Linked DNA regions of Homo sapiens: region 1 is linked to region 2. Evidence: chromatin loops called from intact Hi-C (ENCODE). Cell type or tissue: ascending aorta. All regions are shown on one strand. Each heading gives the region's core, and the rest is flanking DNA. Links, peaks and the distances in the headings are about the cores only. Region 1 overlaps SLIT3 (slit guidance ligand 3). Region 2 overlaps SLIT3 (slit guidance ligand 3).

Region 1 (2,914 bases), core at 286-2,785, 53 kb before region 2:
ATTACCTTGTTTAATGTTCACAAAATCTAAAGTCCCACTTTACAGATGAGGATATTGAGGCTCAGAGAGGTTAGCTAACTTACCCAGGGTCATCTGATTCCAGAATGGCTGCACTGTACTGCTGTAATACCCACCTTCCCAGCTGTGGACAACCCCATTGCCTTGAATTAGAACATTTAAAAACTGTGATTTGATAGGGACTTGAAATTTGCTTAAACTCTCCCTTTCAGACTTTCATCTGTTAGTAGAAAGAACTTGAGTAAGAGAGAAAGCATTATTCAAATGGCTGTTCCTCTCCAGCATGGACATACAAAGATCCCATTTAACACAGAGCAAATCCTCGAGCCTGGAGAAGTTCCCTTTCCCACCTTACAGAGAGGGGCATTCTGAGGCCCTCGGCACTGCCCCTAACATGGCAGGGACCAGGCCTCTGGGAGTGGGTCCATAATGGTGCCCTTCCATCAGTGCTTTACTGGCCCCGCAGCCACAGGCTGTGATGAGGCAGTGCCAGCCTCAGACCATGGGTATTTCCCTCTGTTTTCAGGCAGATGGCTGCACTCATAATAGACTCCAAAGGGGATAGCTTACTAGGACGGCTCCCTGCCCAACTGGTGACCAAACTCCTAGTAAAACAGTTGGCATCTTCCAGCCACTGGCAGCTGGTCCCCCAGCCTTGCCCATGAGTGGATGTCTGTGTGCCTGGCAGTGTTCTCCTTAGTCATTCATCACTTATGACCCTTTGCTTATTCACATCACTGTCTTTTCAAGCTGATGAGGCCTGACAGGACTTACGCTCCCCCCAATTCCTCTTTCTGCTTCTTTCCTCCTTTCTTTTATTCCACTCATCTTAGGGATATTGGGAATAGGGGAGGAGAGCTCTGGAAACATGAGTTAGCAAGTCCATGATGATCAGATAACAATGAATTTATGACTCCCAGTCAGCAAACTGGCTGCCCAAAGGATGATACAAAATGCATACCGTTGATGGCAGCAGCCATCCTGGACCTGGTGCTGGCCTCTGATCCCAACCCAGCCAAGTCCATTCAAACATGGGAGCTTGGCTCCCTACCTGTCCCACACCCCTGGTCATCCAAATGTGACAAGTGTTCCTCCTGGGAAGTGGCTGTAGGACAGGGATGTATAATAAAATTGTGTTGCTGTAATTTCCACCTCCTACCCCCACCCCCCCGTCTATTAAAGCTTGTCTGTGATCACGTACCAAGTGTCGTTGTTCTGAGCTGCCCGCGAAAGGGGAGGAGGGCTCCAGGGGCAGGAGCAGGCAAGATGCCAGATGACATCAGCTCTTCCAAGGCTGGTTTCAGCCGAGGTTGAGTTTTATGGCCCTTCTTCAAATCCTCTGGGATCTCTTCTGTCTGAACTCACCCCAAAGAGAAGAAGCAACAGCCTATTGCAGTCGGTCCTCTATTACTAAGTATTTCTGGCAGTGACAAATATGCACTGAGATTGAAATTGACTTTTAAAGCTCTGGAAAAGTTAAAAATACTTTGGGGTAGTTATGAGCATTAGGCATAACAAATGGCTCTGAGAAACCCTGAGTAGTTTCGGTAATGAAATATGAAGTGATGGAGATGGCATTTCGGGCTGGCTCTGACTGGGGAACGAACTTTTTCGGTTATGTACATACGCCGTTATTAACATTTCTGGCTCCCACTCGTATAAAATATCACATTCCGACCCCCTTGTTATTACAAACCAGGGCAATAACAAAAACAGCAGGGGGAAAAATGCTGGAAAGAACACATTAGTCCATCGAATCTAATTGCAAAATCATTTCATTAAAATGGGTCAGCGGCTCCATTGCAGAGGTCCACCAGTTATAATCTAACTATACTACTGAGAGCGATTCCTGCTAACTACAGGCTGCTCTCACCTTGATTAAAATGAAAATGCATTTAATAGGCGGCTGTCCCCAGCCACAGCCCAGCCGGTGCACGCCTTCAGGCTCATCGCCTTGAAGAGCAAACTGTTCTTCCTCCTGTCTTTCTGCCTTTGATCAGCAGTCAGGGTTCCTTCGCTTTGCAAGGATCCCATTATAGACACATTGTGAAGGAAAAATCTCTGTATGTGTGTGCAATGCCCCTTCGTGCCATCACTCTGTGGATCCACTGGTGCGGAGAACAAGAGAAGGTAGTCATCTGACAGGGTTTGCAAAATGAAATTCGCCCAGGACTCGGCACGCTGATGGGTCTGGAAGAAAATGGTGCAGGTCAGAGTTACCAAAAGGGACGAAGCTGGCAAGCCAAGGGCAGGAGATTTGCATAATACAATGAACCAGGAAGCCACTCGAATAACTGTGGGGATACGTGCACGGAGTTTGCTCACACAAGCCTAGCGGTAGAAGGGGAGATGGAGGAGCGGAAATGGAGAGAGAGCAGAGAAGGAAAGGAGGACAGGACCAGGCTTCTGACTCCCTGTCTTAGGTAGGTAGTGTCACATCAGAATTAGAGACCCACCAAGTTCATTCTCGATCAGGAATTACCACAAGGAAATCACAGAAGGCATGCAAAACTAAGAGGGTGGGAGAGATCTGCGTCCTTCACCACCATAGCCCACTATGGAAAAATACCCCATTCAATCCACCTGCACCAAATCTGGCTAGATGATCATTCCTACAGGGACCTGGGAAAACCTTTGGGGAGAAGCAAGTCTGCAGCAAAACATGTTAACCACATGGAACCAGACAGCAGCCTGCGCAGACTGAGTGACCTGTGGGCCTCAGTTTCCTCGTCTATAAAATAGAGTTATCCTAACCTCAGAGTGTTGCAAGGATTAAATGAGATCATTCATTTGAAATGGAAAGAATAGTGCCCGGCTCAGTATATGTTCAGTAAATGGCCACTGTTACTGCTAGCTACATTCATATTTTCACAGCCTCTGAGCTGCCAAATGTTCT
Region 2 (2,914 bases), core at 128-2,627:
CTGCCTAAGCACTGAGGCTCACTTTCACCCTGAGAATTTCACCAGAGAACTGTGAGGTGGGAGGAGAAGGAGCTGATGGTGATGAGGATATCAATGGAGGGTAACTAAGAGGAGAAAGAGAAGAGCAGATTATATGGGAAGAGGAGAGAAATAAGGGCCTTGCCTTAAAGCAATAGGAGAAACCTTTCTAAACCCTTGCTACTGGCGTCAGCATCACCTCAGAGTTTGTCAGAAATGCAGAATCTCAGGCCTCACCTCAGACCCACTGAATCAGAATCTTTGGAAGTGGGGCTCAGGAATCTGCATATTCACTAGCTTCCAAAGCTCACTCAGTGTGAGAGCCACTGTTCTCTATCAAGAGTAATTAGGCTCATGTCTCTGTCAGCTGAAGACCAAGGGCAAGCTAACTTCAGTTGAAGGGAGAAGAAGAGCAAATTCATTCGTTATTATTCCATCTGTACTTCCACTGTCAACACTAATCGTCTCTTTGTTCTACTAGGACTCACTGCCTGCAATAAAGTTGTTAGTCCTTACCCTGAAGGGTGATTATTGCCAACACAGGTGATGGTGCCCATCAGTCACTAAAGAAGCCTTTGAGTTTCTATTAATTTGCAGATTTTTTTATGCAGTTGATGATTAATCCTTTAATGGAGAATATAATCCATGCGTTGTGGATTTGCTCGTGTTGCTACTTGAGCACGGAGCAGTGTTCATTGAGGTTTTTCATGCACCTATCCTCCAGGCATTTGTGGAAGGCTTAGTATATGGCACCACTGTGTAAGTGAGAATAGCTCCTAGCTGCCTACACCACAGGGTGGAGAGAGGCATGATTAATACCAAGTGGGGTGCCCGGCCCCTCCAACGTGCTGTGGGAAGATGCACTCAGGTGCACACAAGTGCCAGACTCGTGTATGTGTGTGGCTGATGCCAAAGCCGTTTCCATAACAATGAGTGTTCGGCTCCAGAGACTCTCCTCGGGAGCTGAGGACCCCCTCCCTCTGTCACCAAAGCTGGGATTGGTAGCATTTCTCAACGTGCCTAAGATCTCTTTAGGTAAATACGAAGGAAACTAATTTACTGACCTCCTTGATACAGATACCCTTCAAGACTCTTTCACAAATATTAATATTGATTAGTCATTTAGCACTTAGAAAATGCTGGCTCTCTCTACGTGGATTAACACACCCATGACAACTTTCCGTGGCAAGCCTTTTTATTCTCATACCTGTTTTACAATAGAGGCTGAAGCACAGAGAGGGTAAATTGCTTTGCCCTTAGTCACACAGCTGGTAAGCGACAAAGTCAGGTTTGACTCACACAGCCTGGCTCCAGAACTTCCGGTCTTAAGCACAGCTCTTCATATGATCTCTGAAACTCCAGTAACTCCCTTGGGTCTCTTCCTTTCTCAGCTGCAAAAATGAAGGCCCAGAAAAGTGACGTAACTTATCCAGCATTCCACGGCTAAGAGAGACTGGTTTCTGATTTCGCCTCAGGTCTATCAGATTGAAAAGTCCACCCCCTTCTTCCGCAAACCCTCTACTCCCTCCATCCTTGCTGCTGAGCTGGGCATAGAACATTCATGCACCCAGAGCAAAGGGGGCAGCAGCTACTGCTAGGAGCAGTGGGGCTCTGAGCAAAACTGAAGGGTGGCAGGGCCAGGCACTGGAGGCCCTGAGAATATGCTAAATTCAAATTAGTGGATGCTAACCTTCCGACCTGTGCCCTCTGCTTCAGAACCCTCCATGGCAATGACATTTCCAGCGTTCCTGAAGGCTCCTTCAACGACCTCACATCTCTTTCCCATCTGTAAGTAGCAGTGTTTCTCCCCAATGAACATTCAAAACATGAAAGCATGAAAGTGTCAGCGACAATGTCATCACTGTCAGCATTTTGGCAGATGTCCTTTCCTTATGCATACAGTATATTATACAACTATGTATCCACACTATGCATATTGTCTTGTTTCCCACCTCAGAAGCCTTCAAAGGAATCCTCAATTATGTAAACACTGTAAATATTTAATAAGAACTAATAGAAAACATGTACTATGGGGTAAACACTTTAGATAAGTTTTCTATTTATTTCTTACAACTGTAAGGCATTTTTATCCTTTTATTATATATAATAACATTGTGTCTAAGCATGGCACAGCTAGCAGATGGCAGGGCCCAGGATCAGATCTAGGTTTGCCTTGACTCCAAAGCACATATTCTTAACCACTTTGCACTCTGCAACAGGTATTCCCTTCTTATTTTACACAGGAAAAACTGAGGCCCATAAATATTAGGTGACTAGCTAAAGTTTGACTATCAGGTCAGTGAGATGTTGGACTAGAATCTAGATTCCCTCACTCCCAGGCCAGACCTCTCTTCCACAGATCAGGAATCTCTACATTTTTTTATACACCTCTGTCAGTGAACATTTTCGAGTTTGTATTCCTTCTATATGCATATTTAATTATTTTCATAATGTGTGCATACACTATAATACGGATATACTACGTATGCATATTCTAAAACTTTCAAAAGTAGAATTGTTAAAGGATATAATTTAAAAAAAAAAACAGAATTTCTAGTATTTTCGTCCCAGTCACAACTGGGATGAAAGTCTAGCCAAGTGGTTTGAAGCTGCTCCCTAGGTTGCTGGGTTTCAGAACCTTCTCTGCAGAGTATATCCTCCAGTGGACCCTTCAACAGGGCAAGGGAACCAGATAATCAGATGGCCAGTGATCCAGGAAGCTCCCTAAAGGAGCTAGGATGGGGTTGAGTTGAAGAGTGAGTCTTACTTGCGTAGGTGAGAGCCACGCCTCAGAAGTGGAAGGGGCTGGGATGGGAGTTGAAACTTCCACAGGATTGGAAGTACACTCTGGAGATATTAACTTTGCCACAGTGGAGACGACTACTCCGCTGGCCCC

What was found. A loop is a pair of places that touch in the nucleus more often than their neighbours do. Peaks named below come from ENCODE experiments on the same cell type or tissue, not always from the same donor. Only the 100,000 strongest peaks of a DNase experiment are listed, where the experiment ranks them.
Region 1: a loop joins it to region 2, with 4 times the contacts of the local background. A loop is called at or near these places in 1 of 110 quality-filtered maps.

The regions. Positions count from the first base shown.
Region 1 is chr5:168,764,200-168,767,113 of GRCh38, reverse strand. All of the region lies in intron 14 of SLIT3 (slit guidance ligand 3), which reads left to right. Among named protein-coding and RNA genes, the nearest start is that of MIR218-2, 2.6 kb to the left of the region's middle. In ascending aorta, for the core only: no CTCF peak of the experiment used is centred there; DNase peaks (open chromatin) are centred at 498 and 1,283; H3K4me3 peaks cover 901 bases; H3K27ac peaks cover 1,577 bases.
Region 2 is chr5:168,711,175-168,714,088 of GRCh38, reverse strand. SLIT3 (slit guidance ligand 3) reads left to right here. Exons shown (of 36, transcript NM_003062.4): 24 at 1,735-1,806. It overlaps SLIT3-AS2 (SLIT3 antisense RNA 2), which reads right to left. Exons shown (of 7, transcript NR_130737.1): 4 at 1,709-1,804; 5 at 1,318-1,409. Among named protein-coding and RNA genes, the nearest start is that of SLIT3-AS2, 5.7 kb to the right of the region's middle. RefSeq lists an enhancer at 778-1,977. In ascending aorta, for the core only: no CTCF peak of the experiment used is centred there; DNase peaks (open chromatin) are centred at 1,318 and 1,538; H3K27ac peaks cover 1,731 bases.